3 separate regions of the Homo sapiens genome follow, and regions 1 and 2 are each linked to region 3. A link is a contact called in ENCODE Hi-C data. All regions are on one chromosome and are shown on one strand. Each heading gives the region's core, a stretch centred on a gene start or an enhancer-like site at or near the end of the contact. The rest is flanking DNA. Distances are from core to core; before and after follow the strand shown.

What was found. A loop is a pair of places that touch in the nucleus more often than their neighbours do. Pooled maps may share reads with other maps.
Region 1: a map of heart right ventricle shows a loop between it and region 3 (2.2-fold over the local background). The contact joins the promoter of MDFIC here to the promoter of LINC01393 in region 3. A Hi-C loop is called at or near these places in 10 of 168 maps with a recorded cell type or tissue (PC-3, Right ventricle myocardium inferior, ascending aorta and 6 more) and 13 of 50 pooled maps.
Region 2: a pooled map shows a loop between it and region 3 (3-fold over the local background). The contact joins the promoter of LINC01392 here to the promoter of LINC01393 in region 3. A Hi-C loop is called at or near these places in 2 of 168 maps with a recorded cell type or tissue (PC-3 and PC-9) and 4 of 50 pooled maps.

Annotation. Positions count from the first base shown.
Region 1 is chr7:114,920,833-114,923,604 of GRCh38, reverse strand. It overlaps MDFIC (MyoD family inhibitor domain containing), which reads right to left and starts at 1,511. Exons shown (of 5, transcript NM_001166345.3): 1 at 969-1,511; 2 at 478-678. The coding sequence starts at 571. RefSeq lists silencers at 492-631, 862-1,041, 1,052-1,101, 1,432-1,571.
Region 2 is chr7:115,230,040-115,232,739 of GRCh38, reverse strand. It overlaps LINC01392 (long intergenic non-protein coding RNA 1392), which reads left to right and starts at 1,385. Exons shown (of 5, transcript NR_126407.1): 1 at 1,385-1,557.
Region 3 is chr7:115,077,649-115,080,348 of GRCh38, reverse strand. It overlaps LINC01393 (long intergenic non-protein coding RNA 1393), which reads right to left and starts at 1,391. Exons shown (of 4, transcript NR_120521.1): 1 at 1,240-1,391.

The DNA.
Region 1 (2,772 bases), core at 262-2,761, 160 kb after region 3:
AGCATAAGCCATTCCAAAGCTACTGGTCACAGAAACCTGAATTATCAACCGGGTGGTAGAGGAGCCAACAAGAAACAGAAAGATGAAATGGAGTAAGTGCACGCTTGTTCAGAGAGCTGCGGCAGTCCTGGATCTGCTGAAGAGACCTAGAGGAGAAGCGCTTCAGAACCTACACATTGAGTCTTAGGCCCAAACATGCATATGCTTAAGAAAGAAGCAATCCTGTCATCCTGTTTCTTCGCAACCAAAGGAAGGGGGAGTGGAGGGACCAACGGTTCCCGCCCTCTTACCCGGTTGTTGATCTAGGGCAAGGATCCTGAAGAACTTGCCTGAGTAACGCGAACTGTGCAAAAGTTCTCAACTACGAGTGGGAGCCCCTCCTCACAGCACTCCCCCCACCCCTATCTGTGCACTTGTGAGCAAACTGAAAAATGCAACAATGACAAAGAAGCTTGCCACTTGCAAGCGCGCACTCACCCTGGGCTGTGGAGCCCAGCTGGCCGCCGCCCGCCTCGGCCACGCGCTGCGGCCCCACGGGCCCGGGAGCGAGGGCTTCGCCCGCGCCGGACATGGGCCGCTCCGCCGAGCCCGCGCCGCGCCGCTGCCGCCTAGCTCGCCGCCCGGCAGGGCGCACGGAGGAAGGGCTGTGAGGTGCTGGGTGCAGGGAACTGACTGCTTCTGGCGGAAAAATATACAAAATTAAAAAAAAAAATGTTTTTAGAGAAGAGCACACCACCCCTGCGGGACGTTCCCTCCCCCTCCACTTCCCTCCCTCAAACTCCACCCCGGGGAAGTTTTGATTTGAAACTTGCGAAGAAAACTGTTACAGCGCAAGTTGACAGCGGCGGGGTCCCAGGGGTCCGAGGTGGACCCAGCGGGGAGGGGCTGGAAAGAGAGATCGGGTTTGGGAGAACCCCGGGGATGGGGATCAAACCCCTCCTCTTCCCCGCCCGGAGACCACTACCTACCTCCGCATCCCCCCGTAGTCGCTCCAAGCCCCTTCCTCCTCCTCCTCCTCCTCTTCCGCCCCGGAAAGTTAGCGAGCCTCCGGCAGCGGCCGCATTTTCGCCCCGGTGGCCTGACGACGGCGGCGGCCGCCCCTGCGCGTCCTCCCGCCTCCCTCCGGCTCAGCCCAGACGCCGCAGTGGCGGCAACTGCGGCAGCGGTGGCGGCTCTGACTCCGCGCACTCCGCCCCCTCTTTCCAGCCAGCTCACTCCAGCCGGCTCCCCTGCGAGGGGGCCTTCCCCCTCTCTGCCTCTCTTTCCCCTCTTCCACTCCTACAATCCTGAAACACTTCTCCCTCTGTTGCTCTTTTTCATCACATCCGGATCGGGAAGGCCTCGAACTCTTGGCTAGCGGCCCCGATGCTGGGAGCGGCGCGACCCGGGCTCGGCCGCGCGATCCCTCGCGCCCTGCGCTGTCTGGGTCAGGAGGCCAGAGCCGGCCTGGGCTGGCTCGGGCTCCCCACCCGGGCGCTGCGCCCTCCCGGGGCTGGGAAAGGGGAGTGAATGGGCAGGTCCCTGGCTGCCCAGACGTTCCCCCCACCCCGCCCAAAAAGTCACCTCATCCCTTCTCCCTACTCCTGCCCCCAGACCGACGGAGGCTTTGGGAATATCCTGACGAAAACCTTTAGGGTGGACAAGGAAAAACGAAAACACTGTTACAGTATCGAACTTTCCTGGTGGGATAGAGAACGTGTGCGTTTGAAACCTTGACCCCTCGGTTGAACGTTTACTCACTTCATCTCTGGCTCCTAAATTACTCTTTGGTCAAACAGTATTCCTGATGTAAAACCAGTTGCAGTTTGCGCGAATCTGCTGGAGGCATCCAGGCAAACAAGGTTGGCACCCTTGCGGATGCCGTGGTACTGGCCCCAGCCTGGCCTATGGCAAGCTAAATGCCTCACTGGATCAGTGGTATCTGAGGGGAGATAAACTTGTGGTCGGAAGTAAAAAGCTGATCAACTTTCCGTTTATAAATGAGACATTCTGATTGTAGCTTAATCTGATGAGCCGAGGATAGCAAGTGTAAAGTAATTTACAGATATATAGTACTTTAGTGGTATACTCAGATAACTTTTGCTCTTTTATTTCATTGTGAATGAAATGCAGAATTCATTTGTAGAAAGCTAGAACGAACTCATTCTTCGATTCTTTTGGACAAGCGAGGAATCACAGTAACGTTATCAAAACTGAAGAAAATGTGCATTGGATTCACTGTCTTTCTATGTGCATCATTAATAATATCCCAGAAATTTCATTTTTTCAAAAAGCTCATTGGAATTTATTCCAATTGATTACAAAGATTTACTTGTTACCTATGAAGAGACAGTGCATTCTAACTTGATTTCAATGATGGTAAAAAAGCCAGCCTTCGGCCGGGAGCGGTGGCTCACGCCTGTAATCCCAGCACTTTGGGAGGCCGAGGCAGGTGGATCACCTGAGGTCAAGAGTTCGAGACCAGCCTGGCCAACATGGTGAAACCCAATCTCTACTAAAAATACAAATATTAGCTGAGCATTGTGGCGGGCGCCAGTAATTCTAGCTACTGGGAGGCTGAAGCAGGAGAATCGCTTGAACACAGGAGGCAAAGGTTGCAGTGAGAAGAAATTGTGCCATTGCACTCCAGCCTGGGCGACAAGAGCAAGACTCCATTTAAAAAAAAAAAAAAAAAAAAAAAAACAGCCTTCAAAGTTGCTGATGACAGTCATTCAGACCATTCTCCCCAAAAAGACAAATGACATTTTGCCCCATTACACATAACTAACATTT
Region 2 (2,700 bases), core at 136-2,635, 150 kb before region 3:
AGCAGAACTCAGGATTCAATTAGGACACTCTGACTCCATCACTTCCCATACACAGAAGCTGAGGTGACTTTTAAAATATATGTGTAGCGTAAACAACAACCAACCAGAATAGATGCTAGTCTTGGCTCAGGAATAGAGCCCAAGAAAAAACTCGTGCAAAGATATTAACAATTTCTGAAGTAAGGAGAAGAAGCGACAATCCCCGTGTGGGACCAGAGCAGCAGGAAAAGACAGACAGACATTTGGCAGGGTCTGCAGCAACAGCTACCTACTAATCTATACAGAAATTTCTCAGTATTTCAATAAGAAATACAGCCATATTGGTGACACAAAGTGAATATCAACCCTATGATATGTGCACCCCAAATTAATTTACCAACACAGATTCCAATAAGAACCTAGCAACAAATAGAAATAACAGTCATATTCAGGCAATTCCTTTTAGTTTCACTGACTGCCTCTTTTTGGCCTCAAGCACATGGGAATGTGTTCATTTGCAACGTCAAAGTTGTTATCATCTTAAGAAGGTGACTGATCATATGTGAAACACAAGATGGTATGTCAGGATCTGAATTCGTTCTAATACCTTTTAAAAAAAAGTATATAGCTGGAGAATATATTACGTGAACCCTATTTAGAAAATTCCAAGATCTTTTAAAAATATCTGAACTTTGATAAAATCACAAAGGAATAAAAGACATGCTCAGGAATGACTCATAGTAGCACAAAAGATATTTAGCTATATAAGAAAGTTTCATGTTTGAAGAATATTCACTTCTTTCCACTGATCAATGGAGAAAAATGTGCATTCATTTGCTGAGAGCAGAATATGCCCCCAAACAGCAAACCAGGTTTTATATAAGTCACTTTTCATGTTAGCTAAGATTGTGTCAATCATTTAATGGGTTTTAGCTTAGGGATAAATTTTAAGCTGTTATTTTTCTGGTGAAGCCAGCAATAGGAAAATGTATGCTGAGGGAAGGAAAGAAACTGGAAAATTCAGCTAACTTAATAGAAATCTAACATTTGCTATTGCGTTGAATAATTACGTTTTTCAGATCCCTTTGAAGATGAAAGGTTTTGTATTAAACTTTTTTATTACCAGGCTATCATGAAAAAACAAATCCCTACAATGTCTGTGCATTTCTTGTTTTAAAATACGCAAGTGATCTGTTGCCTATCTTTATAACAGTGGTTTCTGTTCCAAAGAGCCTTAATCTGGAAAATATATGACATAAACTTAAACAACTGAGAATATTTAAAAATGAGCTATTCAAAAAAACATGCTATTGATACTGTTAGACGTTATGGTAGTTTGTCCACTTAACAAAGAGAAAGGCAGTGTTATGTTGGGTATAGCTATGGTAACTTAGGCAGATGACTCACTCAAAGCCTTTGTTACACTATTTATGACTCACACTTAGTAATGCTCACCCAATTACCTTTCCTAGTATATCTTCATCTTGTTAAAGTGTATGAGAACTGCTTTGGAGAGTCTAATAAGTCCAAATGAGCATTAAAAAGGAGAGAGAGTAGGAGAAGTATCTCTTGAGAAAGGTGAGTCCTTCCTATAAACTCTGGGTTTTATTATGGGCTTGCAAGCAGTACTAGAATCTGGTGTAACACATGATGACCAGATCTACTTTGTATTCAGGGAAGTCAATGAGTTCTCTAAGTGGCATGAAGCTAAGTACACCCACATAGTTTCTGAGTACATCAGTTCTTCAGTGTACATTAAGCCTTTCCAGATTTATCCACAGAGGTTGGCTGTTTGCCAGAATTCAGATTCTGTTCTGTTGTGCAGTGGGCTGAGTATTCCCAGGTGCCAGCAGAGTTTTATGCCTAGTCCTTATTTACAGTTTTTCTTAGAATTGCTTTGAAGTGTGAACAATCAAGTTGCAGCATGCTGTAAAGTTCTTTCCACATGAGCCCTTTATTTCATTTTCTGTTACAGCTCTGAAGCCTTCTCAAAACAGAAGTATTTATCTACAACTATTAAAATGCATTTGGGATGATAAATTCCTTATAAATACTTTTACATAATTTTATTCTCTTTATGAATAAGACAAAAATATAAACAGCCAATTGTATTCTTTCTCTACTACTTCTCCTCAAAAGGAGTAGTATTTAGCAAGGTGTTTGACTATTAATTATTAAAATGTATAAAATATTCTGTGGCTTAATAATACCTACAAGATGGGGCTTGCAAACACCTTGTGTATAATCACAATTGCGTATTATTTGGAATTCCTAACAAAGCTTCTAATACTGATATGATAACTAATTTGTAGCACTAAATATCACCTTTTTGGAAAGGAAGTACCTATAATAGCCTGCACACAAACCATGCCTAACATCCTTTTTCCTAACCACTATCATTTTCAGATATTCCAAACTAAATGCAGATTTTTTGTTTCCAAGCTCTATATTACCTTAAGATCAAAAGCTCTGACTTGAATTGTGTGCAAGGAGGCCAAAAAGCAGCCCAGTTCCCCAGTACTCTTTCCAAACACCACTCGGAGGTGACCAAAGGCTCAGCATCTGTGGACAGCCATTTGGAAAGCCTAGTGGGGTGAAACAGATAGCCCCAGCAAAAAAAATGGAAATAAGGGGCTCCCCTAGAAGCCGGGTAATGAATAAATTTTTCAAATTTATAAAGAACTTGGCATTTCCATTTAAAAGATGCTTTATGCTAGATAC
Region 3 (2,700 bases), core at 142-2,641:
GTTCATGTATCATTTGTAAATTTATAAATTGGGGATGAGACAAACAAAAAGATTTATTATGCTGAAAAATAGAAAACTGAGATGAGTTTAACAGTATGGAGAGGAAGAAGTAACTTTACAATTTCTAAGAATATTTTTAATACTGCATGTTCCACCCCAATTTGGAGAAATTTGGACTAAGAGTAAATAGGCAGACTCAACCACAGTCTCTAAAGTGAAATTCAGAGGAAAATATTAAAATGTTCTAGATAGAAGAGAAGTAGATAAAAGAGAATTTGATCGTATTCTATATGAGCATTGAAAACAACTAACAGAGTTACTGATGTAAAGCATGCAAAAAAAAACCTAGAAATAAATGGCATGGCAACTATAAAAACATTCTATATGGAAAAAATAATAGAAAGAAATAAGCAGATAAGAAATCTATTCTGGAAGGAAACAATCTAAAATGAGAGGATAACTCACCATGAAGACTTTATTCTCCCTTCTATAGGAGATTATAAGAACATAATTTTATAAAAGAAGGACATTAAGAAAATGATAAATGGGAGCTAAATTCCAGAATGAAGGAAGCAACTTAAGGAGCAAAAGCCACTATCACAGAATTAATAAATAAGTTAGACAAAGTTATGTCCAACAAGAAAAAAATAGACACAATAAAATATCAAACCACTAAGAAAAAGAGTATAATTATGGTGACTCTACACAGGAAAAAATATTTAGATAACTGTGATTCAAAGACAATAATAGGTAGAAACAGCAGAAAAAAAAAATGTAAATCCGGCAAAATAAAAATTCGTTGTCCCTAAAATAGGTAGGTCAACTAAGGTGACAGAAAAAGGCTTCCAAGAATAATCAAGCAAAATAAGGAAGAATTGAATTACAGATCATCAAAAAGATTCCTTACAGTCTAGGAACATTTTCTACAGCAATCTAAACCAAGAAAGTCCAGACGAAATTTTAAACTTTGTAGGTAAAGAAATTATTCTTTAGCCAGAAAAAATTGTGTGTGTGTGTGTGTGTGTGTGTGCGTGTGCACGCACATGTATATGTGTATATAAATAATGAGAGGTGAAATGTCAGACTGGTCTTAGACTTCTACTAAATCCAATGTCAAAAGAAATCAGAAGATAGGGGAACAAATGTTAGCAACCTTCAATAGTATCTCAGTATGTTCTGTGTTGCTATAACAGAATACCACAAGCTGGGTAATTTATAAAGAAAAGAAATATTTCTTACAGTTCTGGAAGCTAAGAAGTCCAAGGTCGAGAGGCCCACATCTGGCAAGGGGCTTCTTGCTGTGTCATCCCATGGCAGAAGGCAGAAGGACAAGAAAGCATGAGAGCAAGCCAGCAAGAGAGGGTCAAACTCCCTTTAATAACAGGACACTTCCTTGACACCAACATTGATCCATTCAAGAGGGCAGAGCCCTGGTGACCTAATCACCTCTTAATGGTCCCACCTCTTAATACCATCACAATGGCAATTAAATTTCAACATAAGTTTTGAAGGGGACATGCAAACCATAGCAAGTAGGAAAGACTGTAACTAAAGATTATTATGCCCAACTGAGGTGGTCAAACAAACATAAGGGCAACAGAAAGACATTTTATAAACAAAAACAGCAACAACCAAAAAAATAGTCAGGGAATATACAAGTCATGAGCCCTTTCTGTAAAAAAGGAAAGAAATCACTTGATGTCAAAAATCCAACCAAAGATGCTTGATTGGAGATGCTGGAGTAAAAGATGAAAGGCATCTGTCAACACACAAAGACAGTGAAGCAGTAAAGAAAGCATGAATGAAAATGTATACACAGCCAAATTATCATTCAAGAATAGAGGAAACCAGAAGACATTCTCATTCATGGAGGAAATGAAACAGGCATGAACCTTCTGGAGAAAAAAAAAAATAGAGCAGGCAAAACAAACAAACAAAAAACCTACTTAATGTAACAAAAAAAAACCTACTTTGTCCCAAGGGATGACTTTTACTAAAGTGCAGAACTGAAAAACAATGGTAAAAGGACAGCAGGTTTTGAATCCACTAAAATAAAAACAAAGAGTTGAAAATGTAGAAATCAGAGAAAATTCATATCATTAACTTGGATAATGTACATATAACAACATGGCTTAAAAATTTGGAAGGAACTGATGCTCTGTAAATAGCTGTTTAGCCAATCTGACAAATGACTTTAATTTATGAAACAGGAATTTCCACATACCACCATGCCTCCAAAATATTTTCCTATGTATAAACACCAAAACTGCATAGTTCAAGATAGGTAGCTTTTAGTTCGTTGGGAAGTTGGATCAGAAGAGGAAATATGGGAACATCTTTGTGTGCTTATTTCTCATCTTTCAGCAGACCCCACTCCATACGAGAAAAAAATTGCAACATGTTTTAAAATTTTACTTTATGCTCTTGATGTTTTTCATCATATTTTTCTTAATCTCAGACAAATGATTTGGAAGTTATATCACAGGTGGTAATAAATTTGTATCTAGAGCTCAGAAATTCTGTAAGTTCCACTTCAGTTTTTAAATTCTGTTAAAGGCAATCGAAATTATAAATAATATTTTTAATTTAAAAAGCACACTATTGCTATGAAATCATTTATCTGTCTATTCTTCTGCATACAAATATGCATTATTTTGAGTGATGAGTCAGTGTTTTTTTTTGGTTGGTTGGTTGTTATTT